6 separate regions of the Mus musculus genome follow, and regions 2, 3, 4, 5 and 6 are each linked to region 1. A link is a loop called in an ENCODE intact Hi-C map of the cell type or tissue named here. Cell type or tissue: left cerebral cortex. All regions are shown on one strand. Region 1 holds the start of Atp1b3 (ATPase, Na+/K+ transporting, beta 3 polypeptide). Region 2 has its middle 8.3 kb from the start of Rasa2. Region 3 has its middle 26 kb from the start of Gm51656. Region 4 holds the start of Rnf7 (ring finger protein 7). Region 5 has its middle 4.5 kb from the start of Gm28729. Region 6 overlaps Gm28729 (predicted gene 28729).

Region 1 (5,000 bases):
ATAATGAAGGGGAAAGCGGTATATATGCAGTGGGACAGTAGTCAAGTAAACTATTAATAATAATGGGGATATAGACCTTTATTAACATGGGATGGTGTTTGTAACATACTTATATGGCTATGATTCCTTCTTGCTTAAAAAAAGAAACATTATACAGATTGCAGAAAGACATACTGGAATGCTAGCGGTGGGTCAGGCAGTTGCCTCTTCCAGGGCCTTGACGATTTTAAGTAAAAAGCGCCCGTCTCGGCAGAACGCCCCACAGGCACATAGATGTCCAAACTGATGTTGAGTCTGCATGTAGGCGGCCTCTCAATGGCAGACCCTACATGTCTAGAGACACAGCCTTCAAGGCTGAGGATTTAGTTTGTCTTCCTCTCACACACATTCTTAATGTCTCTGTGCGGGGTGGGATCTTCTGCACTGGTTTAGGATTACTATAATGAACTCAAAATTTACTATGTGAGCACAAGGATAAGTACTGATTCTATAAAGAGGTCTTGCTTAGTTCTTCCTAGGCTAACCTCAACTTTATCCTTACTCCCACTTTGTACAGGTTCTCTGCTTAAATGCATATTACCAAGGAAACCTATATCCTAACACAAAGGTTAAAACAGCACTGTTGGAGCTGCCATGATGGTCCACTCATGTAAGTGACTGAGGCAAGAGGGCCACCAACAATTAGTTAATCAGAGGTCAGTCGAGGCCACAGGAAGATCCTGCAGGAGAAGCCCTACCGTCGAAGTAAAGATAATGGACTCTAGAAGTGAGAAGGCAAGAGAGAAAGGCAAAAGGCAGCTTACAAAAATGAACCTCTCTCCACCACCCAAAAATCTCTTCAGTTCAAAGTGCTCTCTGGAAACAAGCAATTATCTTCATCCTTCTCCCTTTAACCGCGGTGGAAGATTTATTTCTTGAGCACATACAGAGCTCTCAAGAAAAGACAGCAATTTAAATAAAAATTGTGCATGATTACTGGGCAGTCAGGCAAGGCATACGTAAAATAATACAACCACTGGACTGGGATTAAAGGAGACTGGGCTCTTTTCTTGGCCCCATGGAATATGTAATTTTACAAAGAATCACAACCTCTGGGTTTCATTTCTGAACTAGAGGTTGGAATTTAAGAAAACAAAACAAAACCCCCCAAACCTTCCATGGCTCCTTTCAGCTTGTGATAGAGTGTCAAAGAGCCTTGCACCCTAGAGGAGCTCACTTCAGTGAACAAGTCATTTTGTGAGCCATATCTCACTTATGGTCTTCAATGCTTCTCTTAAAAATGCCATGCCCCAACGGCTCTCAGCTCTAAAAATCCATTCTTACTCAGAATGGAAAAAAAAAAATCTGTCCTTACCCATTAACAAAATACTCTTAAAAAAGGATTTCAAAAAGGTAAAATTGTCTAAATAGAAAGGCAATAAATGGAATACACTTGTCCACCTTCACTAACATTTTTTTTGACCCCTCACCTTAAAAGCAGCACAAAACCCAGAAGACCGATCAACTCGGATTCACTATTTCGTTTTAAAACAATGAGTTCGCACAGAGAAAATCTGTTAACATTCAACCACCACTCGGATGTTTTGAAGGTACGGGAGGAGGGGGTGTTTAATAGGACCGTCTTTCCCCAAAGCAAAATCTGCAAGGCAGAAAAGCGCTGTGATCTCCGAGGAGGAGGAGAAGGAGGAGGAGGAAGAAGCCCTCTCGGAGCCGGCCTTTCTCAGTCGGAATTCAAGTGCTTTTTCGCGGACAATGTGCCCCAGTGATTAACTCCCCGTCACACGTCCCTGCAACCCACACACGCCCGGAGCTCGCCCGCACTGTCCCGGCCGTCTGGGTGGCAGCGCCGCCGAGTCACAAGATAGCGGGCAGTGGAAATTTCCTCTCCCCAGGCAGGCGAGGGGCAGGTCCGGCTTCCCCAGTCCGCGCGGCCCGCGCCTCCAGGGCGCGCGCCCTACAAAGGAGGCCCGGCCCGGCCGGCCGGTCCCGCTTCCGGCGCCGCTCGCGGCGGGAACCGGCAGCACGTGTGCCCCGCTCGGGCTGGCCAAGCGGCCGCCCAGCCTCGGAGCCGGACCGCCGGGCCGCCCGCAATGAATGGGGCCGTCCGCCGCGCCGCCCGCCCCGCCGCGCGCTCACCCCAGCTCTTGGAGGTGCGCCCCAGAAACTCTCCGCTGCTCGGGTTGTAGATGAACAGCTTCCACTCGGCCAGGCTCTGGTGGAAGGATTTCTTCTCAGTCTTCGTCATGATGGGCGTGTGGAAGTCGAGGTGAACGGAGGCCGCGGGGCTGGAGGCGACGAGGGGCTCGGCGGCGCGTCCTGGCGACGGCGGCGGCGCAGCCCAGCGACAACAGCGGAGGACGGCACGGCCGGGAACAACTCTTCGTTACGAGACCACTAGAGCCGACTGCGCCGCGCCGCGCCGGGCGGCCGCAGGGGCCCCGGGAGCCTGACGTCTCCGCCCGCCGCAGCCAATCCCCGCGCCGCTGGCGCGCACCGCGGCCGCTGCCTCCCGCCCGGCTGGGCGCGGCCCAAAGGCCCAGAGCCGCCCGGATGACCCCGCCCCCGACAACACGCCACGCCCACATCTCCAAGGTCCGCCCTTGACGCCAGAGCCACGCCCCCAGCCAAGCCACGCCCCAGCCGGGCTACTTGCCCCTGTAGCCCCCGCCCAGGTGCGAGGAAGCCAGCGCGGCGGGGCTGCGGGCGGAAGTCTGCCGGGCACACTGACCGGCAGGGTGGTGGCCCGAGGAAGGTGGGCGTAGGAGGCTACAGCGCTCTCCACTGGAAGCCCAGGCCGTGGCTGGGCTTAGTGGAAGCCCAGCCTGAGACTTAGTGGTCAAAGCCTGGAGCACATACTTGGCCCCGGAGCCTTCTGCAATACGCCGTGGCGCGTTCTCCTTGGGGCTCTGTGACGTCTTTAAACGGCACCTGCTGCAGGGCCTCGGGCAGCGTTTGTAGCGTCTAGTGTGGACTAGCTGCTTTTGGGTTGCCTGAGGGTCATGGCAGTTTTATTCTAAATATGCTATCGTTAACCAAATGGAGTACAGTATACTTTTTCTCCAGATTCAGTCGAGCATATCAATGAAATCAATATAAATATTTTCCCAAGATTTCCGCTCACTAAAGCCTTGCTTTTTTTTTTTTTTTTCTTTTCTGGCTCGGTCACTCCAATTGTTAACTACAATACTTGATGGAGTACAAGGTTAAGGTTGTTAGAGTTAGGGATAGATGCCTGAACCACTCGGCTGGTGTTTTCTTTGCCACTGGTGGCCGCTACGCCTAGGCGGAGCCAGGAATTCAGGCTGCATTCTGAAATTCTGAAACACCATAAATGGGATTTTAAAAGACTCAAAATGGAAGTTTGAACAGAAGGTGAGGTTATTTTGATTTTTTGTTTTTGTTTCCGGAAAAGAGATGTTAAATAACCTCTGTTAAATAGCAATAATGAATGAATAAATGCAATCCCATTTTGTTTGCAATAATTTCATTAACCACGCCCACCCATACGTTTATGACTATCCAAAATCCAGTTTGGTTTTGTTTGTGACAGAATCTTGCTGTGTAGCTTCAGCTGACTTGACATTGTGTATCCCACACTCTTGTCCTCCTGCCTCGACTTCCTGGGTACTGAGATCACAGGCATGTGCTACCATGCCTGATTTACAGGGGATTTTTGTTTGTTTTCAACTGTTGTTTTTCTGGGGTTAGGGTTATTGGGAGAGGAGGGAACCAAGGACCATGCACATGACAAGCATGTCACCAACTGAACTACATCCTCCGCCCTCCAGTTATTTGTTTGTTTTCCAAGACAGGGTTTCTCTGTGTTGCCCTGGCTGCCTTGGAACTCACTCTGCAGACCAGGCTAGTTTCCAGATCACAGAGTGCTGCCTCTGCCTCTGGAGTGCTGTGACTTAAAGGCCTGCACTCACCTCTCTCTGCCTCCGGTTACTTTTTTGGTCTAATAACACCAAAAAAATTTTCAGAAGCAATTTGTAGAGTTTGACATGAAGCTGATTTTAGAAATACCAAAATATTACACAAGAAGCCTAGAATGCTTCTCTAGATTATAGGTAAGGCTAAAAGCTAAGGAATGGAAATAATTTTACCTCAAAACCTGAACTGCACACTAGGGTAGCTAGAATACTGATAGGATTAACTATGAGCTTTTTATATATGCAAACCGATGAAAGATACATCATCTATCTGGGATAAAATATAAAAATATATCTGCTTATTTTGTGTGTGTGCATGTATAACAAGCATGCTTTAAGAAATAATTACCTAATACATAGAAAACAATGTTATGAAATGACATTTCAAAGATGTTAGTGGCCAGCTGAGAGTTTCAGTCTCTGTGTTTTTAATAGCCATAAATACAGCTTTTATACTTAGTGTTCTGTGGTTTTTCTAAATAAGGGTTTAAATACAAATATAATTCAGTAAACACTTTGAAAACTCATGGCTAGTTTAGTCAGTATGGCAGTCAGTTTCAACGGATTTCAATTTGGCAAAAATACTATACTCGAACAATATGGGACCTCTTTGTTTCTGTGTTCCGAGATAATTGAGCATGGCCTGGAAGAGTAAACACTGATTATCTTGGGATATTAGCCTGCCAAATATGAGCAGATGGAATATCAAATTTGGTCAGTTATATTCCTTGTAGGTAGCTTTACAAGAGAAATTGCTTTACCAAGATAAAAAAGCAAGATACATAAATTTGAATTTGAGAGATGAACATCTTGTATTGTTAATTCCCCCCCCCCTTTTTTTTTATATATGTGTAGATGTTTTCCCTGCACTGTCTGTGTAACACGTGTACAGTGCCCATGGGGGACAGAAGAGGGCATCTCCTGGAATTGGAGTTACAGTTGTGAGCTGTCATTTAAGCAGTGGGAATTGAACGTGGGTTCTGGAAGAGCAGCAAGTGCTCTTAACTGCTGAGCCAGCTCCTTATTTTCATTTTGTTTTTATGATTGATTAATTATGGATGGAAGGTA
Region 2 (5,000 bases), 280 kb after region 1:
TAACGGGAACAATATTGCAGCAGACACGATCTTGCAGTTCACTTCCTTCCCCATATTATTAATGAATGTCTTTAAAACCTATCTCTCCCCACCTCTTCTCTATTCTGATGAGCAGTCATTCACTGCCCTGTCTTTTCTGACTTCTTAGCTAGTTTTAAGCCCATTCATTTGTTTCAAACCACAAGTCAGCTCATTCAAGGTGCGATGTGTGAAAATTGCCGTTTCTGTTAATGAAATGAATACATCCTGATGCTAGAAACTATTTCTAGAGCTGGTCAGTTCCATCCTATTTCTGAATACTAATACATCCTATTACTAGCCTCTAACTGACTTGTAAGAGCTATCTTTTGGTCCGAAGTTTTTAATTTTATTATATTTTAATATTTACTTTCATTTAAATATTTTTTATGTGTCTAGTGGATGTTTTGCTTGCTTGCATGTATGTGTGTATGTGCGCACCACACGAGTACCTGGCACCCAGAAGAGGTCAGAAGAGGGCATTGGGTCCCCTGGAACTAAATCTATAGATAGTTGTTAGCTAGCCTCCATTAGTGTACTGCGAACCAAGCTCAGGTCCTTTGCAAGAACAAACGCTCTTAATGGCTTAGCCATTTCTCCAGCCTCTGTTTTATTTTACTTCTGAGACAGGGTCTCATTCTGTAGGCCTGGCTGGCCTGGAATTCACAGAGAGCCACTGGCTCCTGGCTCCTGGCTGCTGGGCTCAAATGGGTTGGCTGACGCCCTGGGCCCCCCAGGTTACTGGTGTTTCTTTGATAAGTCAGGAGATGTGTTTGTGCTTTTTTAGTAGTTAAATGTAGGTCATGTTCGTATATCTGTGCACTAATGAGGAAGAATCATTTCCCCTAGACTGGCTGGGAGGCAAGTTGCTTTCATCAGTGATGATCTGGTGCCCCCATTCATCCCATCTTAATACGTTGGTGAATTAGTTATTCGCTCTTCCTCTAAGTCCAGGCAGCAGTTTTCTTCTTAGCAAAGCTGGACATGGGGAAGTTGATGAAAGACTCAGAGAGCTTTTAAGATTTTACTTCAGAACCAAACAAGGCCATGACAAAACTGGTAAAATATGTGGACATTTTTTTTTTTTATCCCGAAGGCTCCAGCTCATCTGTTTAAAATACTTTCAAAGAAGTTTAGCTCCTGGAGGAAGCGGTTAAAGGCCCGGCTGCGGGAGCATAAGGCAGCATATGCCCTTTGGCCAGAGTGACTTCAGGTGTCCCGAGGCTCCCTTCCTTTTGAATTATGATGGTGCGTTCACCCCTCCTCCAGTCCACTCTTCTTGTCACTTTTCACTGATAAAACAACAGCCACGAAAGGGTGGAACCGTTGAGCAACTCTGCACTTGGTTCATGGACTCTGTGCCAGGACATTTCTTCATTTGTCTGGGCAGCCCTATCCACTCATCCAGCATCCCAGAGCCACCCATCAGTTATTCAGTAGTTAAGTGCCAGGCTAGAGTACCTCAGGCCAGGCAGCCCCTGCCAACCCAGCAGCCATGGGACCTTCAGGACATGGTCTAATGGAGTCCCGCACTCTTAAGATACTGCTAGGGCCTCCCAGTGTTCCTGTCACTAACCTGGCTAGTACAGATCCGCATGGGCACCTCCAGGAGTCAAGGAAATGTGGACCCACGTGGCTCTGCTCAGAGAAAGTTCCGGTGCCCCCTCCTCTCCTTAGTGCCCCGAGAATACATTAGAATGGTAGTTGGTTAAATGATACTTTCAAAATCTTCTCAAGTCTCAGCCAAGAGAGAGTATAACTTCACGAAGAACTGGCTGAGGCTGGAGAGACGGCTCAGTGGTTAAGAGCCACCGGCTGCTCTTCCAGAGGACTGAGGTTCAATTCCCAGCTCCCACATGACGACTCATGATGGTCTGTAACTCCAGTTCTAGGGGATCCAACGCCTCTTCGGCCTCCAGGCACACACATGCAAGCAAATAAAACGTAACTGGGGGGAAGGGTGCTAAAGAGCCGACCCAAAGTCCCTCATGAAACAAAGCTGGGAATGGAAGGGCAATGAGGGCTAAGAGTCAAGGATTCAGGCACAAGGGGAATTCTTTGCTGAGTTTCTTCTCTCTCTACAAAGCACAGGCAGTGTGCTGGCCGTAAAATACTGACAAAGCTCCTCGAGCCGGCCTCTGCAGGTAGATGCTACATGCTCCACTAGACGCGACAACACTTCATAGCTAACGTCAGCATTTGTTACTGTTCTTCTCATGCTGTCTCTGAGCAAAGCTGACCCACACAGACTCTCTAGGATTTGAGCCAATGCACCCTGCCCGCAGAGCACAGTCCCAGTCGGTCCTCTTTGTTAGCATCTTCAGAAGCCCCATTGCCCACTGGGAAGTTTTCCAGTGGTGAGGACTGGGGGAGGTCAGTGCTGGCAAACAGACATGTTGGATGGCATGCACAATTTCTGAGCCACTTCCTTGGCATTTTTGATGTGAAAGGGCTGAATGGGGGTTTAGCCCCAGAGCAGCAGAAAGAGAAGTATTTGAGTAGAGAAGTAGATACACCAATCTGGAGACTGAACAGGCCTCCAGGAAAGAGGACATGCTAGCAGGGCGGGGCGGGGCGGGGCGGGGCGGACCCTTGAGTGAAGAGCCCCAACTCTGCAGTAGCCAAGGGTATGCAGGGCTCCAAACAGGCAACAAAACAATTTTATTCGCCTTCTTCTCCCGATGTTACTTCTTTTCTAGCTCTAAGTGCATGGTACCATTTCCACCACCCTTTCAGCCTCTTTTAGGTGCCCCCGAAATATCATTTCAACAATTTAAGCATCATTTTGAGGAGAACAGTCAAAGCTATGGCTTCTATTCTCCTTTGTATCAGGCCTGTCACCATCTGGGAGGCTAACAGCAGAGTTGAAGCAGGACACTGCTGACTTTCTTGCCCTTTTTCTGGCCTCTTTTTGTTCTCACTGAGGTGTCCACCTTCTCTGGGGGAGTCAGGGTCCAGGGGGAAGATAGAGAATGCCCCATAGATGGCATGTCACTGCTGCTCAGACTCAAACAGTGCTCTTAGCAGTCCCCCTCCCCCATGCACCAGTGATGCTGGTTGCCTGTTGCAAACATGCATCGCCCACATTCCTCAGTTTACCCTTCAGCTTCTGTACTTCCTTAGCCCACCAGCTCAGTCCTTAGGGGAACATGTCTTTTCTGCTCTCTTGTCTACCTTTCCTGTTACCTAGAGCAAGAGCCTCAGCCTCTCACCTTGGGATTCCTACAGACTTCCACACTCCAGAGACATCTCTTATGTTTTTACAAGAGACTAGCAACATGTCTAACACTAGCCCCAGAGTAGGGCTCAGACTCTTACAAATCATGAGCAGGTGTCCTCCATGCACACTGGGAATTGAGGAGGCAGCTACAGTGTGGTTCTGTTGCAGGCTAGTGGAGAGGGGAGGGTCACCTTGCTGTTTATCACCCCAGACAACAGAAGAAACCACAGCACCACCAAAGGGGGGGTCTTTGAGGACGCTCAAAGTGCAATGGTGGGTAGTTCAGAGATGATCTCTGGTTTTTTACTAATAGAAAAACCTAGGAAAGCTGAGACACAAGAAGTTGATTAGGCTGAATCAGGGTGGCAAAGTACATCCTACATCAAATCCAAAGGCCACTCCTGTATACATACAGATTTCACACTCCCTCCAGAAGGCACTAGGTTCAGGGAACTTTCTCATTCCTAGGGACCATTAGAGCCTGGAATCTGAATAACTTACTGTTCCTGCGGAAGGCAGACAAATGGTTGCGCTTTCAGGGGTATCTTGTGAGGCCTGACGTCATCCCATTGAGAAAGGTAGGTGTTAGATGGCCTGAACCCAGGTGCTCAGTTCACCAGAACAGAGGGAAACTCTTGACTCCAAGTCAGCACAAAATGTCACTGAGTCTTGACAACCACAGGTACCTGCATCTCATTTTTCGGGCCCAAACATGTATTGTTGTAGCTGTGTGCATTTGTGTGGAGGTTAGGGGGTTACAGGTCTCCTTGTCTTCTATCCTTCACTTAAGTTACTGAGGCAAGATCTTGAAGCTGGAGCTTGCCAGTTTGGCTAGTCTAGGTAGCAAGCTTGTCTCGTGGTTTCCCCGTCTCTGCCTCCAACCGTCTGGGACTTCAGATGCATTTTTATACCTAGCTGGCCTTCATGCGGGCCCTCAGCATCAGAGCTCCAGACCCCATGCTTTCTCTAGTAAGAGTTTTATCTACCGAGCCATCTCCGCAGCCCCAGGGAAATGCATTATTTTAAAATTCTCTCTCTCTCTCTCTCAGAAGATTTATTTATTTCATGTATGTGAGTATACTGTCGCTGTCTTCAGACACACCAGAAGAGGACATTGGATCCCCATTACAGGTGGTTGTGAGCTACCATGTGGTTACTGGGAATTGAACTCAGGACCTCTGGAAAAGCAGTCAGTGCTCTTACCCGCTGAGCCAGCTCTCCAGCACCAAATGAATTATTTTAAGGAATTTTCTATTCAGGTGTAATTTCAGGTATATATATATGCCCTTGACTCAGTAATACTCACTAATACTTTCTTCTTGGCTTCGCCGTTACCTTTCCTTCTGTGTTCCAGAACCCTTTGGCAGCAGTGGCTCTCTATCCCTAAATAGTGTATGGTTCTAAACTGAAGAGTTCTCTTACCTTGTCTAGTACACTTACAAAGTCTGAAAACCAATATTGCTAAATACCCTAGCAAATCTACCGGCTTTATTCATTGTTCTGTTAACTCAGTAATCTTCATAGAAAGTCCTGGATCTCAATGGCATCCACCGGGTGTCTTTGTTTTCCTCTAATCTGGAACAGTTCTTCAATTTTACCATGTCTTTCTCAGGCTTCCTATTTTTTAATTGAAAAAAAATAATTTTTCATACAATATATTCTGGTTACACTTTCCCGGCCCAATCACTTCCAGATCCTCCCCACAAGAAACACACACACACACACACACACACACACACACACACACACACACATGCACACC
Region 3 (5,000 bases), 73 kb after region 1:
GAAAGAGAGAGAATGGGAGACAGAATGAAAGAGAACAAGGAAAGGTGGACCTTTTACAGGGTGCAACCTGCATAGGAAAGCGCAGAACTCTACAGACGCTGCTTCTGGCAGTGGTGGGTCATGACCTCTGCTGCAGGGCCCGAGTTGCTGAAGGGAGGGCTGGTGGAGCACCTGATTTACAGACTGCACCCTTCACCTGGCTTCAACGATTATCAAGCATGGACAGTCCTGTTCCTTCTATGGCCTCACTCTTCCCGACCCTGAAACTAGTCATCATGTCGTCGGCGCCTCACTGTAAATCTCCAAAAGATAACGGGACTTGCCTAGATATAGCTCAGTGGCAGGGCACTGGCCTACCATGTGCAAATAATTGTGAGCTACGAGGAAAAACTGAACACAATACTGGATACAATTAGGTGCTTATTACATGCTAAATAGTTTAAATGCTTGTATGAGTCTTGTTTTTATTTATTCTTCGTAATGACCCTACAAGACAGTTGCCCTCCCCACCTCTGCCGCTCCATCTTGCAGCTTAGAAAACAGAATCAAAAGACATTAAAGATTGCCTGAGGTCACCCTCCTAAGTTTCCAACAGAAGAATGCATTTTATTTGTTTTCTTTTTAAGGGTCTCATGTAGCCCAGGCTTGTTTTAAAATTTTGATCCTCTGGCTCCTGCTTTCCAAATGCCGAAATGCGCCACCATGCCTGTCTGCCTTGTTAATACGCTTCTGGGAATCAAAGGCAAGCCTTAACACATGCTTTAACACACAGCTACAGCCCATCCCAACAGACCTACATCATCTTCCTCTTCCTTCTTCCTCCTCCTCCTCCTCCTCCTCTTCTTCAACAGCAACAGCTGCCTCGGCCTCCGCCACAGCAGCTGCAGCAGCTCTGGGCCTTAAACCCGTGTTGCTAGATATGTGTTTTACTATTGAGTTTTATCCCTGCTCAGCCTGAGCCTGTATGTTTACCTCTGACATCTTCATACCTCTATCAACATGGATGCAGTAGTTTTTCTCCAGTTCCAGGTCCTGTTGGCTGTTATGTTAATACACTTCCCTGCATGGTTCCCCCCTTCCTCAGCCACCCCCCCCCCTTTAAGACAGGGTTTCTCTGTGTGGCCCTAGCTGTTCTAGAACTCACTCTATCAACCAGAGTAGGCCTAGAACTCAGACATCAACCAGCCCCAGCCTCCGGAGTGCTAGGATTAAAGGTGTGCACCCCGTCCCCAGGGCTTCTCTGCATCCTATCCAGTAAATTCTTTATGCTCTGCTTGCCTTTGTTCACCAGGTTGGCTGGCCTGGTCCAACCCAACAGAGGTTCTGGGGACTTGGAATCTAGACCCTGAGGTATATTCTAAGACGACCTTTCTCTCTCTCCAAGGAAAGTCATGACGAACTGTCCCCTCAGTTACACACACCTGTAACCCCAACAAGAAGGAGGATCAGAAGTCCAAGGCCAGCCTTGTCCACATAGTGAGTTTGAGGCCAGCCTAAACTACATGAAACCTTGGGTTAGAAAACAAAAACAAACAAACCAAAACCACAAATAAACGAATGGGCCTGTCGTCTGTGCAGTCCTTGGGCTCTTGGTATAGTGGACACAAGACCCATTCCGACTGATTTTTCAGGACTGAATTACATATTGGTCCTAAAGGGCAGATGAGGAATTTGAAGGGCCCTCCGGGAGGTATTTCCCTGAGGAGACTGGAGACAGAGGTGCATGCCAAACACCCACATTCCATCAGTCTCCAGCTGAAAAAATTAATTGCCTGCCCTTTATGCCATTTGTCTTCGGCATGTGAACTGCAGTCTCAGAGTGGGAGGGGAGGAGAGAACGGCAGGCAGCTTAGAGCGGGGGTTCAACCACGCTGATCTCTTGGCTGCTCCTTTAACTCCTGTGGTGACGGATCGGATCGGAGCATTAGTCTCTGGCATCAAAACAGTCTCTCGGTCCATGTGACCAGCACTGCCGTTGCCGCACTGTAAAGCCCACAAGAATCGGCAGCCCACAGACCCATCAGTGGAAGCTTTGTGTTTGCTTCGTGTGGGTTTGCTGGTGGCCTTTGGCATAGCCACACGTTCAACACCTGCTGGAGCAAAACAAACCATGCCCAGCATTGCTGTCGCATCTTGGCCTGTCCCTGTCCTGAGACTATGGATTAGGACACTGACAAGGTCTGCCCACTCCCTCACCGCTCACACCCGGGAGTACAAAGTCTCTGCGTTCATCATGCTCAGGGGATTGCTTAGACCCACCTGTCACTTACTGGTGACCTTGAAGGCGGACAGACCGGGATTCGGACCCCGATCCTCCAGGAACCTGACATCTATTGCCATTGCCTTGACCCATGGGATAAAGGTGGCACCAGTCCCAGTGTGGCCCTGCACAGCAGCGGGCTGTGACCTTGGCTGAGATAATAGCGGGGACAGGGCATCTCCATGGAACAAGGGTTCCTATCTTAACAGTTTTTAAGGCCTACGCTGCAGGTCCTTCAATGCCAAGGTCACGAGTCAACGGGTAGAAATCTCGACATCTCATCCCTTGATCTAGAGCAATGCCCTCGTGGGGCTCCTGGCTGGGGACAGGCAAGGCGGACAGCGTTGCCATCAAGCGGCAGGTCGAGCCAGAAGCTACCCTCAGCTCTTCACAAAGCAGATCCAGTCTGCGGCCGCAATCCAAACACCGAAGGGAATCAGAACGTACGTCTTTTGTTTGCCGTGGCAGGAGAACTGTTGAGCAGAGGAAAAAACAAGCTGAGCTTAGCGCTATCAGCTGCTTCCTGGGGCTCGCTCCTTCCTTCCTCCGAGGGGGGTCTGGCCGCTTTGTTCTCGTTCCCAGCTGCACTTCTGCGCCTTTAAGCAGTGGCCTCCGCAGACCTCAGAGGAATGTAGCCCTGGGACCCCAGGGGACTTGGCTCAGGGCTCCGCCCGATACGGCCCCAAGCTCTCAACCCGGGTGCTCCTGCCCTTGCTACGTATCGCTCTTTCTGCCAGCCACTTCCTGGCTTGGGGAACAGGGGGGTGAGCCTCCCCAGAGGGGCTTCCTGTTTTCTTTGACAATCCTGAGAGGACGTGGTTTCATAGAATCCCACGAAGAGTCCACAAAAGGGTGTCCGTAATACTACTTCGATTGTCTGGGGGGAGAATGTGTCTCTCCTGGCATCCGTTTGTCCTGGTTCAGTTCCTAGCTCTAGAGGTTTCTAGCCAGTCACACCCCCAGCCAGCTGCTCAACCCCTCTGAGGCTGAAGCTACCTAGGGAAGATTAAAGCGCCAACAGTGTCTTGGATGCCTTCCCAAATCTTGGCCCACGGGGGGCCCTCAACAGGTGTTAGCCAATTGTCACTATGCCTGGGTTTTGATTACTTCAGTGACACAAGAAAACCAAACAGAACCCTTTAAGACTGATTATGTTGAAGAAGAGGGTGTGGCATAGCCTAGCTAGGCAGCTGGGCTTTCACTCGAGAGCGTTCCTCAGTGTTTTCATGATCTGTGGATCAACACTGCCCCTCCCCTCTCTCCCTCCCTCCTCTCTAGTCCTCCACCCCACCCCCATCCCACGAGGATGTTACAGATTTCTGACTGTGCCTCTAATTCAGCTGAATAAAACTGAAGTGGGACCCCACGTGCTTGCATTTCCTGGCTGAGAGGAGGTAAGACAACTGTAGGTGCCCAGATTCAGCCCGAACATTAGGCAAACTGCATTCACTTAGCTCAGACCTGGAGGCTCACGGTCTCAGAGATGCAACTGCAGGGACCACTGGCCAAAAGAGCAGTGGGAACTGTGGCCATGGGGCTGTCATTGACTGCTTTTTCTTTTTGTTTGTCTTGAGACCTTGTTTCCGGTAGTCCAGACTTGCTTCAAATCTAAAAATGTAGCCAAGAATGAACTTGAACTTTGGTATTCCCGTCTTATTCCCTAAGAGCTGGGATCACAGGTGTGCCCACCATACCCAGTCTGGGAATAGAACCCAAGGCTTTGTGCATCCTAGACATCCACTCTTCCAATGACTCCTGCTTCCCTCTCTTTCTTTTTGAAACAGGAGCTCACTAAGTAGCCCAGGCTGGCCTGGAACTTGTAATTCTCCGGTCTCAGACTCCCAAATTGGGAGGGGGCTATACACTTATCACTTGAGCCCCCTCCCCTTTTCCTTCTTTCCTTTTTATGATTTTTTTTTGTTTTTGTTTTTGCTTTTGTTTTGTTTTGACAGGGTTTCTCTGTGTAGTCCTGGCTGTCTTGGAACATGCTCTGTAGACTAGCAGGCTGGCTTTGAACTCTAGAGATCCACCTGACTCTGCCTCCTGAGTGCTGGGATTAAAGGTGTGTGCCACCATATCCGGCTGCCCTGTTTCTTAATCATCTCATCAGCCTGACTAGACAGATAGGCATTATTGACCAGGCTTAGAGAAGGTGTTTAAACTACCGGTGCCACTGCAGGACTGTGATCATCAGGAAGACACTCTGATGGGTTCTGAGTGGGGAGACTGGCTGGATGTCAGCCCAGTCCCTGTCCCATAGCCTGGCATCCCTCATGAGGAGTCAGCTTGCCTACCATCCGGCATGCAGCAGCCAGGGGACAGGACCAGGATTCTGCCACTCAAGGACTCTACTCCTCCATCCAGGACCACGCTTCACTTACCGGATGTGATCAAAAGGATGCTCTAGGCTTCCTACCTGTGTCTTTATGAAATTAAATGCCAGCACCTAGACTGTATGTCCCATGCCAGCCCTCTCCCATCATTCCCTGCAAGCCTCTCCACGCAGTCTCCCACAGCTTCCTGGGATCTGTCGCTGTCTGTCCCCGTTCTCCAGACCTCAGCTTCACTCCCTCCTTAGTCCCATCCCAAGCCCCTCTCACTGATTCTCCCTTGAGGATGATTTTGTTACCTCTCCTTTTTCTCCTCACTCCCTGGTTCAAAACTTTCCTGCAAAGATAGATGGAGGACAGGGGCTCCTCTCATCCTCACACACACACACACACACACACACACACACACA
Region 4 (5,000 bases), 110 kb after region 1:
TTCTGAGTTCGAGGCCAGCCTGGTCTACACAGAGAAACCCTGTCTCGAAAAACAAACAAACAAAAAGCCAATCTCTGGCCAGATAGACTGCTCAAAAATTAAAGTGCTTGCATGAGTTTAAGCCTTGGGACCCACATGGCAGGAGAAAAGAAGCAACTCCCAATACTCTTCTTCTATGTCACACTCACACTCACACACACACACACACACACACACACACACACACACACACACACACACAGAGTTCTTCTATGTGTCCGCCCCCACCACAACTCTAAGTAAATTTTGTTGTTTTTAAAGACAGGGTTTCTTGTGTAGTACTGGCTATCCTGGAATTTGCTGTTAGATCAGGTTGTCATGGAACTCAAGAGACCCACCTGCCTATGGCTCCCAAGTGCTGGGATTAAAGAATGCACCATTAACAACAGGGTAATAAAATAATGATGATGATGATTTAAAAAAAAAAAGCGGGCGTGGTGGTGGACCCCTTTAATTTCAGCACTCGGGAGGCAGAGGCAGGTGGATTTCTGAGTTGGAGGCCAGCCTGGTCTACAAAGTGAGTTCCAGGACAGCCAGGGCTACACAGAGAAACCCTGTCTCGAAAAAACCAAAACAAACAAAAAAGATTTATTCATTATTTGTTTTTAAGATGGGGTCCCACTACTTAGCCTTGGTTGTGTAGACCAGGCTGGCCTAAGGCGCACAGAGATCTGTTTATCTTTGCTTCTCGAGTACTAAGTTTAAAGATATCACCACACCTGGCCAGAATAAAATTTCTAAGCAAAGCTTGTGCTGCCTCTGCCCCCATGCCTCAGCCTCCCGAGTGCTGGCATTTCAGACATTCGCAACCACACTCAACCCTAAAATGGAAATCACTGCCCAGCTCCTAAGCAAGGATGAGGGGTGGAACAGCTGGATTTTAGTGTTTTAGTCAAATCAGATTCTACATAGAAACTAGTGTCTGGGTCTACAATTAAATGTAAAAAGTAAAGTTTGGGAGCCCTGATGAAGCAAGTCCAAAGACAAAGAATAGACTGTGGAATCTCTTGATGCTACGTTTAAAGTCTCAAAGCCAAGAAACGCGCACATTTTCAAACTGCAGAAATCTATTTCAACTACTCCCCAGTCGCCCTGTAAAGCAACCTCACAGTAATCTAAAATTTTATGTTTATGCTACCTGCATCTGGGTTTGCATACCAAATGTGCCTAATGCCCTCAAGGGCCATAATGGGGTGCTGGAGTTATTGGAACAGGAGTTAGAGGGTGGTGAGTTGCCATGTGGGTGTGGAAAATCGAACCCGGGTTCTCTGTTAAGAACAAGCTTGTGCTCTTAACTGTGGAAACATCTCTCCGGTCACTGAGCCTCATTTCGGTTATGAGACAGAATCCGTATAGTGGCGCAGGCTCGCAATTTCCAGTTTTTGGGAGGTGCGCCCTCCTGGGTTCTAAGCCAACCTCGGCTAAATGGGCAAGCTCTAATCCTGAGGAACGTGAGAGCATCTCAAAGACGAACATCCCAACCCTCAGATCTACGCGAGGGATCCGCTGGGAGATTTGCTGGCCGCAGGGCCGGAGGTTCCCCTCGGGTATCCCGGTCACGCCCCCTCCCCCCCGCCCCCATAGGAACCATCCCGTGTCTGGCGGCCCGGCCCGGCCCAGCACTCGCCGGCTCGGCCCAGCTCGCGGTCCCGGCTTCGCCTGCATCGCTTACCCATCACCTGGACCCTGCAGATGGCACAGGTATCGCACTCAACGTCCCAGCTCCACATGGCTACCGCGTTCCACTTCTTGAGAGAGAACATCTTGTCGCCTCCCGACTTGGAGCCTGCGCTCCCGGAGTGCGAAGAAAGGACGCAGGGTTCCTCGCCGTCCTCCACGTCGGCCATGGCGGCGGCGCAGAACGGCGACGCGGACGTTGGGCGCGGAGGCGGGAGGTACGGTGGCTCAGCGGGGCCACAACACACGCCACGGAGCCTCCCGCAGGCACGGGCGGGCGGGCGGAGCCAGACGGCGATGATTGGATGGCGCGCGCCAGTGACGTCACGAGGGGCTGGGCAAGGCCTGTACAGAGAACCCCAGCGCTTGCTAAAGTGGCCAAAGGCCAGTTGCTGTAGGGCAGGCCCGGGTCAGTAAGCGAGCATTGTCTGGAGTTACATTGTATTAAACTCGGGGGAGTCTCAGAAATCACATCGTCCCTGTCTTCATTTGTCTCCTTTCTCCCAAATGTAAAACTATCAAGAGTAGGGACAGAATTCTCATCACTGTAACCTCCGTATCTTACAAAATGGTTGGCCTTGAATTCAGATTCATTTATTTATTTATTTATTTATTTATTTATTTATTTATTTATTTATTTATTTTTGGTTTTTCGGCAGCCGGGCGTGGTAGCTCACACCTTTAATCCCAGCACTCGGGAGGCAGAGGCAGGCGGATTTCTGAGTTCAAGGCCAGCCTGGTTACAAAGTGCGTTCCAGGACAGCCAGGGCTATACAGAGAAACCCTGTCTCGCAACAAGCAAGCAAGCAAGCAAGCAAGCAAACAAACAAAATATATGTTTTTTTAAACTTTATTTTATGTGCATTGCTGTGAGGTGTCAGATTCCTTGGAAAGGACCTGGAGTTACAGACAGTTGTGATCTGCCATGGAGGTGCTGAGGATTGAACCCCGGTCGTTTGGAAGAACAGACCATGGTTTTAACCACTGAGTCATCCCTCCAGACACTACATTTGTTTGTTTGTTTGTTTGTTTGTTATTGTTCTCAGGTGACAGAGAATAGGTAAGCAGAAGGGCAAGAACGCAATGCTTAAGCAAATGTGTGCTGGGGAGAAAGCAGAGTGAGCCAGCCAGGGAAGGGCCAGGCAGTGGGCCCCTGGGACTGTGGTTAGGTCCCTCCCACCAGGCTTTGTCTCAGATCACTTGGCCAGCATTGAAGGAAAGCTTGGATGAAAAAGCAAAACAAATGTTCCTGCCTCGTGCTCAGCTCACGTCCACCGCCATCCTTCAGGCTACTCTTACCAACGGGGGTGGTGGTGTCCATCCTTACCGGTTAAGCCAATTAGAAGTATATGGGGCAGTGGCCGTGCACACCTTACTCTGAGCACTTGGGAGACAGCAGCAGGTGGATCCTTGTGAGTTATAAGGCCAGCCTGGTCTACAAATCAAGTTTCGGGCAACCAAGGCTACACAGAGAAGCCTTGTCTCGAAAAACAAAAACAAACAAAAAAGTACGAGTCCTTTATTCGTGCAGGACCAAATTCCGGCGCATGCCTCAGAGTCTCTTGGTGTCGCAGCTCAGGGATACGGTGTTTCTAAAGGCAAACCCCACAAAGACCACAACTCACATGAAAGTCAGATGACAGAACAATCTTGAAACGTTCATTTCTGACAGAACATGGTGATTTTTTTTTCCAGACGTAACATGAAAGTTACTTTTGACTTGTGCCTTCTTCAGTTATTTTAGTTTACATTAATTATTTTGGTTTATACATCGGGACCATGGTCCAGGCCACAGAAGTCCCAAATGTGCTGGGAGGGTAGATGTGGGCATGGAGGTGGGTGAGGAGAGGACTGAGAAGTGCCTAAGCCAATGCACAGGGAGTCGGGACAAGATGGCACAAGATGGCGTTTCTGTGGTCACTTCCTCTGCGGGAGAGTCTTTATTCCTTTGTTGAGAACACTGGGAGAGAGATGCTTGGTTTTGTTTTAGAGACTTCCCTTTAACACAAACACGTTTGAGCCCTTCAGGAAAGACCTTATTCCCATCGCGATTGAGTTTCCACTGTTTATTTCTCCACTCCTCATTCCTTCCTGCCATTCATCTTTATGAAAATAATCTTCCCTGTGGCTGAAGAGGAAAAGCTCTCCGGGGCTTCTTAAATTCAGTCCTTGGCGGCAGCCTGTGAACTACACAGCCGAGGTTAGTCAGAAAAATGGCAGGCTTTAATTTGTAGAAGTTAGAATTCACAGAAGAGACAAAAGGCAGCCTGGGCTTGGAGTTTGTACACCTGGTGAATAAAGGAAGAGGAGGTTTAAGAAGAGGAGGGAGGGCGTTAGTTTTCTTTCTGTTTCTATGATAAAGGCAGCGTTCCAAAGCCCCTGAGGGAGAAAACTGTTTGGCTTATACATCTAGATCACTATCCCTCAAAGCAAAGGCAGGAATGAACTCAGGATGGTCCTTTGGTGTTTTGCCTGCAGATGTGTGTGTCTTCATGAGGGTATCAGAAGCCCTAGAACGGGAATTACAGACTATAATGAGCTGCCGTGTGGGTGCTGGGCATTGAACCAGGGTCCTCTGGATGAACAGCCAGTGCTCTTAGCCTCTGAGCCAGCTCGGCTCTCTCCCTGTGACTCAGGCTAGCCCAGACTCTCTTCTGGACTCAGTTGGAGTCGGCTATTTCACCACTCTGTTGAAACAGCCTCCTGTACCTGCACCTCTTCTCAAAGCTGCACATGACAGTCATGTTTGCTTGGAGGGCAACCAGTCTTTGTCAGTATCCCACAGTGGCCCCAACTTGGTATTTGGAGGTGTCATTGCCTTTCTTGCAAAATTCAGCTTCCCTTCCTACAAGTTTCCCTTCAATGTCATCACAACCCACATTTACCTTTGTCCCTCTCTGCCTTCCATCCCATTCAGAGGTAATACTCTACTCATTCTTCCGTTGAAAGTTTCCAGCATCAGCTGAACTTTCCACTCTATTTCTCTGAGCCTCACCTGCTGCCTGGGTCACCGTGTCTCCCTACCCACCCTGTCACAGTGTGATTAGCACTCTCTGTAGCCTGCTTCACAATCTTCCTCTAGCTCCCCTTCCATCTGCCACCATCCTCCAAAAGATGGCTTACCTCCACTGAAGTCCTGCCACCACATTGACCTGCAACTGTCACCTGGCACCCTTGTCCAGGACCCTGTTCAGACTGGCCACTCTGACATACTCTGCCCTTTGGAGAGAAAGGTAATGACAGTCCCGAACAGCTGATTTCCCCATTTGGGGGGAAAAAATTTC
Region 5 (5,000 bases), 170 kb after region 1:
TTGTTTCTTTCTTCTTCACAACCTCATTTACCACAGAGCCGATTCCAGCTTACAAGTACGGCTGGAGCAGCTTGACAGAACAAACCCAATCATCTTGCTTTGCTTTTGCTCTCAGCAAAAAATAAAAATTTAGTCACTGGGGATGTAGCTTAGGGATAGACCACTTACTTAGCATGTGCTACGGTCTGGCTTCAATTCCCAGCACTGCAAAGTAACAACAATAACACAAATAAATAAAAGTATGCTATAGTACATCTGAGAGGCCTGAGTTGAGCTCCTTATAGTGTTTTGCAATCCCCTCTCCCTTCCTGTAGATTTAGTCCTGATGGTCTGGAATGATTGTCCCTCACAGACAAAGGCTGCTCTTGGCCCGTTTTGCTTTCACATCCATTTGATATTTTTGTTTGTTTGTTTGATGGTACTGAACTACGGCCCCAACCAACTCTTCACATGAATCTCAGATCAGCTGTTCAAAGCCCACTCAAGGTCCTGGTGGAAGTTTGAACTCTGGACCAGGGAGGTGGCTTAGTGAGTGCAGGTGCTAGCTAGCCATACGAGCCTCACAGACTGAGTTCCATCCCTGAACCCAAGTGAAAAGCCAGACCTTTATGCATCTCTTGAGTTAGCACTCCTATAGTGAGATGGGAGGCAGATGGGATGGCAGCTCAGGACAGCCTGGGAACAAGGCCTGGAGTCCATCAGAGGTGCTTCCTCATTGTTAAGTCTTCTGGTCTGCTGGGGGTTGGGTGTGGGGAGCAGATCTCAGATCCAGCAAATGGTGGGGGCTGCTGGGGGGGGTGGCATCCTCAGAGCCTGCAGGGGCCTGGGGTGGGGTGATGAGGAGCTGGGATACTGAATGCAGGGACAGCTGAGGATCTAGAAGGGAGAGGGAGTTCAAGAGCAAGGCAGGTAGTGGGTCACTAGGTAGTTTTCAGTACAGGTTGGCTGGCTGTCATCCTGACCTTACAGTAGCATTGGCGATCTATTGTGTACAAACGGCAGATAGTAAACACTTTATATCTGTTGAAACCATTGCAATCTGGCATTTAGTGCAAAAGCTTAGACGATATGTAAATGAAGGCATACCAGCGTGTTCCCAGAAGACAATACTCACGAATACAGGATTTCAAATCCCACGAAATGTTACTTTTCTTCTAATTTTCAACAATTACAAATATAGAAGGTGTTCCTCAGTACAGTGGCCCACTCCTGTAACCCTGGCCCTTGGGAAGCAGAGGCAGGAAGATTGCTGTTGATTTGAAGCCAGCCTTGTCTTCCTAGTTCTAAGCCAATCTAGGCTCCATAGCAAAATTCTGTCTCAGAAAGACAAAGAAAAACCACCAGAGGTGGCACAATGGTCCACCTCTAACCCGGGAGGTGAGGCAAGAGCATCGCAAGTTTGAGGCCAGCCTGGCCTACACAGCAAGACCCTGTCTCAACAAGAACAAAAACACAAACAAACAAACAAACAAACAAACAATGGGTCTGTCTGCACACCTTTAATCCCAGCACTACAGAGGCAAAGGCAGGTGGGTGGTTGTGACATTGTCGCCAGTCTGGTCTATGTAGAGATGTCCAGGCTAATCAAGGTGACACAGTGAGACCTTGTTTAAAAAACAAAACCCAAAAAACCTTGTGGTCTGGGTTGGCAAGATGTTCAGTTCAATGAGTCCAATCCCTGGGCCTTACATGCAGGAAGGGTAGAACTAACATTTGCAGGTTAGTTCCACACCTGCCCTGTGGCACACAAGTCCCTACCCTTATACACACAAATACATAGCTGTAATGAAGAGAACTTTTTAAAGCATAGCATGACTACTACCAAATACAGAGAAAGAGAGAGGAAGGAGGGGGGAGATGAGAGTGTATGTGTGTATACCATGGCCCGTGTGCTGCTGTGAGTGGAGCCTACTATCTTAGTTACTTTTCTATTGCTGTGGACAGACAGCATGAACAAGGCAACAAAACAGTTCCATTAACTAGGGATGTGAACCTACAGAGGCCCTTCTCATTTCACCACACATGAGGCTTGCACACAGAAGTCAGAGGGCAATGCTGTGGAGTTGATTTTCTTCTTCTACAGTCACTGTTGGTTCTTAGACTCAAACCCAGGTCATCAGGCAAATGATTTATCCCTGAACCATCTCAGCAGCCTGAGTTTCAGATTTGCAAGACAAGAACATTACAGAAAATGGTTCTATGACTATGTGAACAACAATCTGTACTTAACACTACTGAATTGTACATTTAAAAGTGGTCAAAGTGAGCCGGGCAGTGGTGGCACACGCCTTTAATCCCAGTGCTTGGGAGGCAGAGGCAGGCGGATTGGTCTACAAAGTGAGTTCCAGGTCAGCCAGGGCTACACAAAGAAATCCTGTCTTGAAAAACCAAAACAAACAAACAAACAAAACCCACAACACCAAAACAGACAGACAAACAAACAAACAAACAAAAGAGTGGTCAAAGTGATTTTTTTTTCTGGGTATTTTACCATTTACAAAATTTTACCTTTTTTTTTTTTTTTTAAATTTAACCAATTTACCATTTTACCAATTATGAAAACTGCGACTGTGGGCTGCCGAGATGGCATTTCTGCTTGGCCTCACAACTGTCTTTTCCAGGGCTGACATCCTCTTCTGGCCTCCGCAGATACTGCATACAGGTGAAATACATGCAGGCTAAACACCCATGCACATAAAATAAAAAGAAATGCAACTGAAAAACTAATATATCCACCAGATTACTGAGAATACAAAACCATGGTTGGCCCTTGCACTGTAGTTGGCCAATCCTGTCGTGGAAAATCGAATCAGCCACAGTCCTCACTGGCACACAGATGGTGACAAATCCCATATGGTGAGACAACCAACCCCCACGGCCCCAGAAAAGAGGTTAGGGAACAATGTTTGCTTCCTAGCAAGTGAAAAGGCAGACATAAACTTGGGAACACTTGTTGTGGTAAATCTCCAACCCAAATATGCCCCGGCAATGAAAACACGACTCAGTTAATATGAATACATGCTGTGCGCCTAGATTGGGCAGATCTGCTACACTACCATCTGTCACATCTATGAGACCCCTTAGAACTTGCGGTTTCTTCTGCCTTGCACTTCTGCTCCGCTTTTCTACTTCTTTCTCCTCCTCTGTGTCCTCTCCATCTTCCATTTTCTCTTTCTTCTCTCCCCCACCTTCAGCTCTATCTTCCCTTTATCTGCCCACTCATCAGCTTTCCTTTATTTTACAAATTAGTGGAAATCACCTGAGTGCTGACTCATTCCTTGTTCGCAGCCCCTCACAGGAGAACGGAATTAACATCAATATAATTAGCCCCAGGGCTGTCCACAACATACACTGCATTCCCATTTTTCAGTGGGAGAGGTCCTGTGCAGATGGCCCTTGCTCTCCCCTCTAAGGATGAAGGAGTTAATTTCACAGGGCTCCACGCTCCCGCCCCTGTCACGTGTCTTTGGAGTGAAACTGGTCAGGGCCTCTTCGCCCCAACTGCTACTTCTGCTACTTTTTTTGGGAAGGACTTTCTGCTAACTGGTGCTTTTTTGGCTCCTTGACAAATTGCATTGTTTGCTATAAAAAGCTCAGTCATAAACTGAAGAAAAGGGAGCGAAGGGCTATAAAATGTCAGCTGTGTATCACGTGGGCCTTTAAAGAACCATCTGCATGCGGAAAACCATCAAGTGGGGGCCATGGGAAATATTCTTCAAATAGTGTGAAGAGGAAATAATAAATAGGACTTCAGCCAATCTAGCCTGGTGCACGTTTCACCTAGAACGGAACGCGTCCCTAGGAATCAGGAGGTTGGGAGGCTGCCTTGGGGTCTGAAGTCCACTGGATTCGGGAGCCCGAGAACTGACCCTGCCTGCCTTTGTCATCTTTGATTTCTGCTGGGTCTCACTTCTACCTCCTGGACCAATGTGAGCACTGAAATACCATCAGAGAGTGGCTATAATTATTTTAAGGCAAGGATATTGTTGGTTAGCCATAGATACTTTTATTATTATAAAAATTTTCAGAAATAAATAAGCATAAACAAAATTCACTTGTAAACCCACCAGCTAGAAATGGTCCCACTAACGTCCTGTTATAAATTCCGGTCACCTGCCACACAGTATCTTCCTGACACTAATTTCACCCTCGGTAAAAATGGGTCCAATAATCCTATTTAGAAGTCATGTGAGAACGAAAAATAAGCGCTGTTCATAAAATGTTCAGCCTGGCAGACCATAGGTACTCAAGTTGTTGACTGTTCACCCGTACTACCACAAAGCAGAGGAGGTCTTCATTCTCTGCCCCTCCTTCTCAAAGACAGGTGCACACTTCACCCAGAATACACACCCTCCCTCCCTCCGTCCTCCCTCCTTCTTCCCCTCCCTTGCCCTTTCTCTGTCCCTTAATAGCATACTACAAATTTTTATATGAGTCCACAATTCATTCCAAGTCAGGAGGAAAAGGGACACTAACAGAAGTGTGGCTGTTCTTTCAAAGATGCAGATCATCACACTACACACAGAGGGATCTGCACACACAGAGACACACCACACACTTGTGTTACTGACATATGGGAAACTGAGTAAATTTGAGTGTATAACCTGATACGTATTGACATGTGAACCACTCATTACATCAAAAGGGAGGAAAAACGTCTTCCTAGCTGGGGATGATGGTGAATATCTGTAAACTTAGTTCTTTGGAAGCTGAGGCAGGGGGATTACTGTGAGTTTGAGGCCAGTCTGGGGCTACACAATGAGTCTGAGGGTAACCTGAGTTACATAGCAAGACCTTGTCTCAAAACAAACAAACAAAAAAAACCAACAGAAATCCCAAAAAGAATAGAATTTTTTTAAAAATTTGTCCTGGATTTTATGGCCCCAAGACTCTTGAAACAAAAGGCTCAGAGGGCAAAAGCACACATATACTCGATACAAGCTGTGAAAGCAACGTGGGAGACTATGGGGAGAAGAAGATCCAAAGAATGAGTTGAACAC
Region 6 (5,000 bases), 130 kb after region 1:
AAAACAATGAGCCTTTCTCATCTCATTTATTTGGATTTCTGAGGCTCAGTCTGGGACTTCCTAAGTGGATGAGGGTTGTGTAGTTTTGTTACTTGGCAGTCTTAACGCTGTGGGAGGAAGGTCTGATTGAGACTGTTGAGTGTCCTGGTGGTATACAGGAATTTTCTGTTCTCTGGTAAGTCAGCAAAAAGCAATTAAGAGGGCTGGAGAGATGGCTCAATGCTTAAGAGCACTGACTGCTCTTCCAGAGGTCCTGAGTTCAAATCCCAGCAACCACATGGTGGCTCACAACCATCCATCATGGGGTTTGATGCCCTCTTCTGGAGTGTCTGAAGACAGCTACAGTGTACTTACATATAATAAATCTTTTTTTAAAAAAAGCAATTAAGAAAGAGAGAGGTCAGAGCAAAACGCACAGCTGTAATCCCAGCACAAGGGAGGCAGGAGCAGGTAGGTTTCTATGAGCTGGGGGGGTGGGGAGGGAAGGGGGAGAGAAAGAAAGGAAGAGAGAGAGAGAGAGAGAACAGGGCAATGATATTCATCTTAATGCATTTAATTGGTGTTATCGATTTTAATTGTGTTTAATTAGTGTTTTTATTGGGGTGCTTCTATTACTTCGGAGAACTCAGAAGTCTCTCATCAATGCACTTAGCACCTGTCCTGAGACATTGCGCAGCACACATTGCCCTAAGTTTCTTTATGAGGGATAACGACCTTTTCTAGATCTGGGCTAATAAAACAAAATACATAGGCAGTGGCTCTTTAAAATGAGCAGAGGTCAGAAACATAGCCATGAGTTGTAAGAGCAAATGACTTCCAGCTAGCTTTGGGTGGGATACAGCTGCAAACTAGTTATACTTTCCAGCAATTCAAAAGCAAAGCCCGGAGCAACACTTCCTACTGAGCTGGCTAATGTTGGTTTACCCAATAAACGTGACTACTCAGAGGACAGCAAACGCAGGCAGGCAGCAGTGTCTGTGACATTCATTCCGTCACGGGCTTGACACCTGCCTGCATGCCCTGCTTTTTGTGTTCCGACCTGACGGCTGGTGCCCGGGTTGGCTTAGTGGGTTTGCGCTGCCGGCATTTAGAGTCTCTCTAGCTCCTCATCCTCTCTCTCTCTCTACAACTGTGGACTACTTCTGTTTTAGTTTTTGAGGCAGTTTCACATTGTGTACCAGATTGGCCTGAACTCACTAGATAGCCCAGGCTGGCCTTGAACTTGTGGCAATTCTCTTGCCTCAGCGTCTCAAGTAATATTAGGATGATGGTATGAGCCACTATGTTCTGGGTCAGAAATAGTTGTGTTTAAAAAATACATAAAGAAGAAAACAAAGCAAAACAAAACAACAACAACATCAACAACAAAAAAGGCATGGTAGCTCACGCCTGTAATCTCAAGGAGACAAAGGATTGCCAGAAGTTTAAGCCCAGTCTGCCAGTCTGATATACAGAGTAAGACCAAGCCTCAAAACTAACTAACTAAATAGACGACACACATACAAGCCCGGGTGGGGAGAATATTTACTCATTGGATGGTAGTAACAATGCTGATATTTTGGTGTACAGCAGTCTAGGTTTTTGTTTTTGCTTTTTTAAGATTTATTTATTATTATACATAAGTACACTGTAGCTGTCTTTGGACGCACCAGAAGAGGGCATCAGATTTCATTACAGGTGGTTGTGAGCCACCATGTGGTTGCTGGGATTTGAACTCAGGACTTCTGGAAGAGCAGTCAGTGCTCTTACCTCCTGAGCCATCTCGCCAGCCCGCAGTCTAGGTTTTTAAATGCATGTGCACACTTCTAAATTTCTGTATCAAAAGTCCTCTACCTATTACTTGTAAACAGCTCATTTCGTAACAGTGCTATTAAATATTTGCCCCATTAAAAAAGAAAGTTCAGTTTTACGCAGTGGAGAGTAAGCATATGCAAATCCTCTTCTTCCTCCGGGCAGCCCTGGCACCTAAGAGCAGACATGAGGCTCCTGGCAGACCCGCAGCAGGCCTGCAGGAACACGAATTCAGCAGGGCAGAGGAGCTGAGGCAGTTTTCACTAATGTTTGAGAGATGATGTTGTCTTACTGCTTGCCTCGTGACACAGCCATCATCCGTTTGACTGTGGGTTAGGGGAGGATGGCCTAGACCCTAAACTCTGGGATCGAAGGCGCCATTAATTTCCACTGAGGCCCACGCTTCATCTTGCGCCCCCTGGTGGCTGCTACTCAACTGTGCAGACGCTGAAGATTTTACCTTTTTCTTCTTTTTACGCCTCCTATTAGATTTCTTGCTAAGTTTCCAGATAGATCTGAAGGTGTCCGAAGAGATCCGGGGAGTGACTGTAACTTTTAAGGGTGGTAGTTTACCTGGGCAGAGAGAATAAGCAAGAATGAGGAGAACGGCTAACGCTGTTCAGGGCTGCTCGGATGGTCCGAATTCCATCATTAGAGTTGGCTCCTTGCTAAAGCCGGGCATGGTTGGTACTCATCTGCAGTCTTTGGACTCCAGAGGCTGAAGCAGGAAGACTAGCCTCAATTACATACAAACATATATAGCCAGCTCAAGGTCACCCTGGGCTACAGAGATCCTGTCTCAAAAAAAAAAAAAAAAAAAAAAATCAAGACCTCAACTAGAGGAAGAGGAGAAGATGAGGGAGGGAAAGAAAAAGGCATAAGCAAACCAAACTCACTTGTTACCAAGTAAGTAAGTTATTCTGATTTCGTGAAAGGAGAATTAGAAATTGTTGACTTGCAAATAAATGGTAGGAAGAGAGAAAACACTGGAAGAACATTATTTTTTATAATTAGTGTTTCCATTGTCTTTTAAGGTTTAAAACGATGCCTTTAGGGTTAAAGTCCAAGTGAGTCACCCTGTAAAATCTTAGCAGCTACCCCCCCTTTTTTTGAAGACTCTTCACTGTGTTCAAACATAATTAAAGTGCTCCGTCAGAAACAGCCCATAATGACTCTAGCTCATGACATACACGCATTAAGGCTACTCACGATGCACACTTAGACTAAGTTTCAAAACTGCTGATTTCCTAAGCCATAGATTGCTTTTTAATGCTGTTTAAATGAGTACTTTCATTTTCAGGTGGGCGCGCCATAATTAGCCTCTCATTTATGTAAATTGAGCCATTTACTAAGCGTGGAAGACGTTTTCCATCCCAGAGAGGTACTGAGTGAAAAATCACTTCCCATCCTGTCACCAGAGGCTGTCTGTCCTTACGCTCCCTGCACTAATGCTGTGGAGATTGCCAGCAGCCCAATAATGGGTTTTTACTACCAGGTAGGATGAAGGGGTGGCGTCGGCACCAGGAAAACCAAAGCGCTTATCGCACTTACAGTCAGGTTTAACAGAATTATCCTGCTGGACCTCATGCCTGCTCTAATGGAACAAGAAGTGGGTGTTCTGTTCCTCTAAAAGAAAAGGATAATTGAAAAAAAAATCTTAGAGTCATTTAATTGGTCATTAAAGATGCATGGCTTTGGTTTGAGGTGGAGCAGCACAGCAGACCACACTCCTGTGACCCTCTTTTACAACACTGCCGGGGAAGGAAAAATGTGACCTCTGACCTTTTTACTGGAGAAATGACAGCATGCTGGCGCTGCTGAACTCTCCCCCACTCAGCCTGACCCAGAACTGAGTCCTCCTCCCTCTCACTTTAAAATCTGTCCATGTCTTACATCAAGCTGCATTGAAAATGGCATTTCTTGCTCTCCCCTGTAGAAGCAGCTAGAAGAGCTGTCACCAGTTCTGGCGATGCATACTAAAAGAGAGGCTAGGGGTGGTCACTGTTAAGTGACCTCCCTTCTCTCCTTTTCGAAGGGTTACACGGCCATAGGACACTCAGCACTGCCTGCCAGCTAGAGCCAGACTTAGAGACTTAGACTTCAGTGACTTAGAAGTTCCCTGTGATCCTTGCTCATGTGCTACCTCCTCCTCCCCTCCGTCCCTCCCCTTCTCCCCCCTTCTTCTCCCCCTCCCCCACACTCTTCATGGTATCCTTAGATAGCCCAGGATGGCCTCCAACGTGAAAGGCTCCAGTCTCAGCTCTCCAGTGTGGCTCAACTATGGTCTTAGCATGGTTGTTACTTCCGTTTTACAGTTGATTTTTGTACTTTAGGTTGGGTTGAGAGGAGACTAGAGAACAGGAGAAAACTTTCTTGGAGAATAAGAAAGAAAAAAAAAAACCCAAAAGCAACAGAGAAAAAATTCATAAAAAGCGAAAACAAACAAACAAACAAACAAACAAACAAAAAAACAGTAAAACCCAGCTGCGCTGGGAGGCATGCTGTAAACCAGCTACTTCAGAGGCTGTGAGTAGATTGCCTAGAAATCATTACTCAAATGATCCAAGGGTACACACAGCATTGCAAACGTTCTTGAGCTCTGTACGAGTCTCAGCATGTTGGCACAGTGGTAGCTAGCCTGCGACAATTCACAGATGAGATTTCTTATTTAAACACCAAGAGACAACAACATCGAGACACTTGCGACTGGTTCAGGGCCTGAGGGAAGGGCATGAAACCTCACCCGTCTTCCTGACTCTCAGTGCTTCCAGGATGTCCACTGCAGCCGTTTCTCCCAGGACATTGTTCCCAAGGTCCATCTCTCTTAAGTGAGTTGAGTATTTGATCAAGCTGCAAAGAGAAAAGGATGAAACGAAAAGGCTTTGAGCCCAGCACGGCTCACGGTCCCTCAAAGGAAGGCAACCCTAATTTCAGAAAATTACCTCCATCTTATAAGACTTCATAGTCATTTATACTTTATATACCAGTAAGAAGTCAAAGCAAAGCTGGGCGTGGTGGCACACGCCTTTAATCCAAGCACTTGGGAGGCAGAGGCAGGCAGATTTCTGAGTTCGAGGCCAGCCTGGTCTACAGAGTGAGTTCCAGGACAGCCAGGGCTACACAGAGAAACCCTGTCTCAAAAAAATCAAAAATAAATAAATAAATACATAAATAAAAGAAGCCAAAGCAATGGGAGAGATTGACAAGGA

What was found. Hi-C counts contacts between places; a loop is a spot of excess contacts. Peaks named below come from ENCODE experiments on the same cell type or tissue, not always from the same donor. Only the 100,000 strongest peaks of a DNase experiment are listed, where the experiment ranks them.
Region 2: it touches region 1 in a loop (1.9-fold over the local background); 3 of 42 quality-filtered maps call a loop at or near these places.
Region 3: a loop joins it to region 1, with 1.9 times the contacts of the local background. A loop is called at or near these places in 12 of 42 quality-filtered maps.
Region 4: it touches region 1 in a loop (7-fold over the local background); 19 of 42 quality-filtered maps call a loop at or near these places.
Region 5: a loop joins it to region 1, with 2.5 times the contacts of the local background. A loop is called at or near these places in 3 of 42 quality-filtered maps.
Region 6: it touches region 1 in a loop (2.6-fold over the local background); 18 of 42 quality-filtered maps call a loop at or near these places.

What each region holds. Positions count from the first base shown.
Region 1 is chr9:96,361,910-96,366,909 of GRCm38, forward strand. Atp1b3 (ATPase, Na+/K+ transporting, beta 3 polypeptide) reads right to left here and starts at 2,522. Exons shown (of 7, transcript NM_007502.5): 1 at 2,137-2,522. The coding sequence starts at 2,245. In left cerebral cortex, a CTCF peak has its summit at 2,745; DNase peaks (open chromatin) are centred at 1,830 and 2,556; H3K4me3 peaks cover 2,954 bases; H3K27ac peaks cover 1,801 bases.
Region 2 is chr9:96,637,328-96,642,327 of GRCm38, forward strand. No RefSeq gene overlaps it. Among named protein-coding and RNA genes, the nearest start is that of Rasa2, 8.3 kb to the left of the region's middle. In left cerebral cortex, no CTCF peak of the experiment used is centred here; a DNase peak (open chromatin) is centred at 2,371.
Region 3 is chr9:96,435,216-96,440,215 of GRCm38, forward strand. No RefSeq gene overlaps it. Among named protein-coding and RNA genes, the nearest start is that of Gm51656, 26 kb to the right of the region's middle. In left cerebral cortex, a CTCF peak has its summit at 2,608; DNase peaks (open chromatin) are centred at 2,841 and 3,236; H3K4me3 peaks cover 1,261 bases; H3K27ac peaks cover 1,494 bases.
Region 4 is chr9:96,476,697-96,481,696 of GRCm38, forward strand. Rnf7 (ring finger protein 7) reads right to left here and starts at 1,979. Exons shown (of 3, transcript NM_011279.3): 1 at 1,712-1,979. The coding sequence starts at 1,886. In left cerebral cortex, no CTCF peak of the experiment used is centred here; a DNase peak (open chromatin) is centred at 1,989; H3K4me3 peaks cover 1,691 bases; H3K27ac peaks cover 1,443 bases.
Region 5 is chr9:96,527,283-96,532,282 of GRCm38, forward strand. No RefSeq gene overlaps it. Among named protein-coding and RNA genes, the nearest start is that of Gm28729, 4.5 kb to the left of the region's middle. In left cerebral cortex, no CTCF peak of the experiment used is centred here; DNase peaks (open chromatin) are centred at 2,852 and 3,537; H3K4me3 peaks cover 440 bases.
Region 6 is chr9:96,489,821-96,494,820 of GRCm38, forward strand. It overlaps Gm28729 (predicted gene 28729), which reads right to left. Exons shown (of 11, transcript NM_001370882.1): 9 at 4,535-4,641; 10 at 2,252-2,364. Among named protein-coding and RNA genes, the nearest start is that of Rnf7, 14 kb to the left of the region's middle. In left cerebral cortex, a CTCF peak has its summit at 2,219 (motif pointing left); a DNase peak (open chromatin) is centred at 2,217.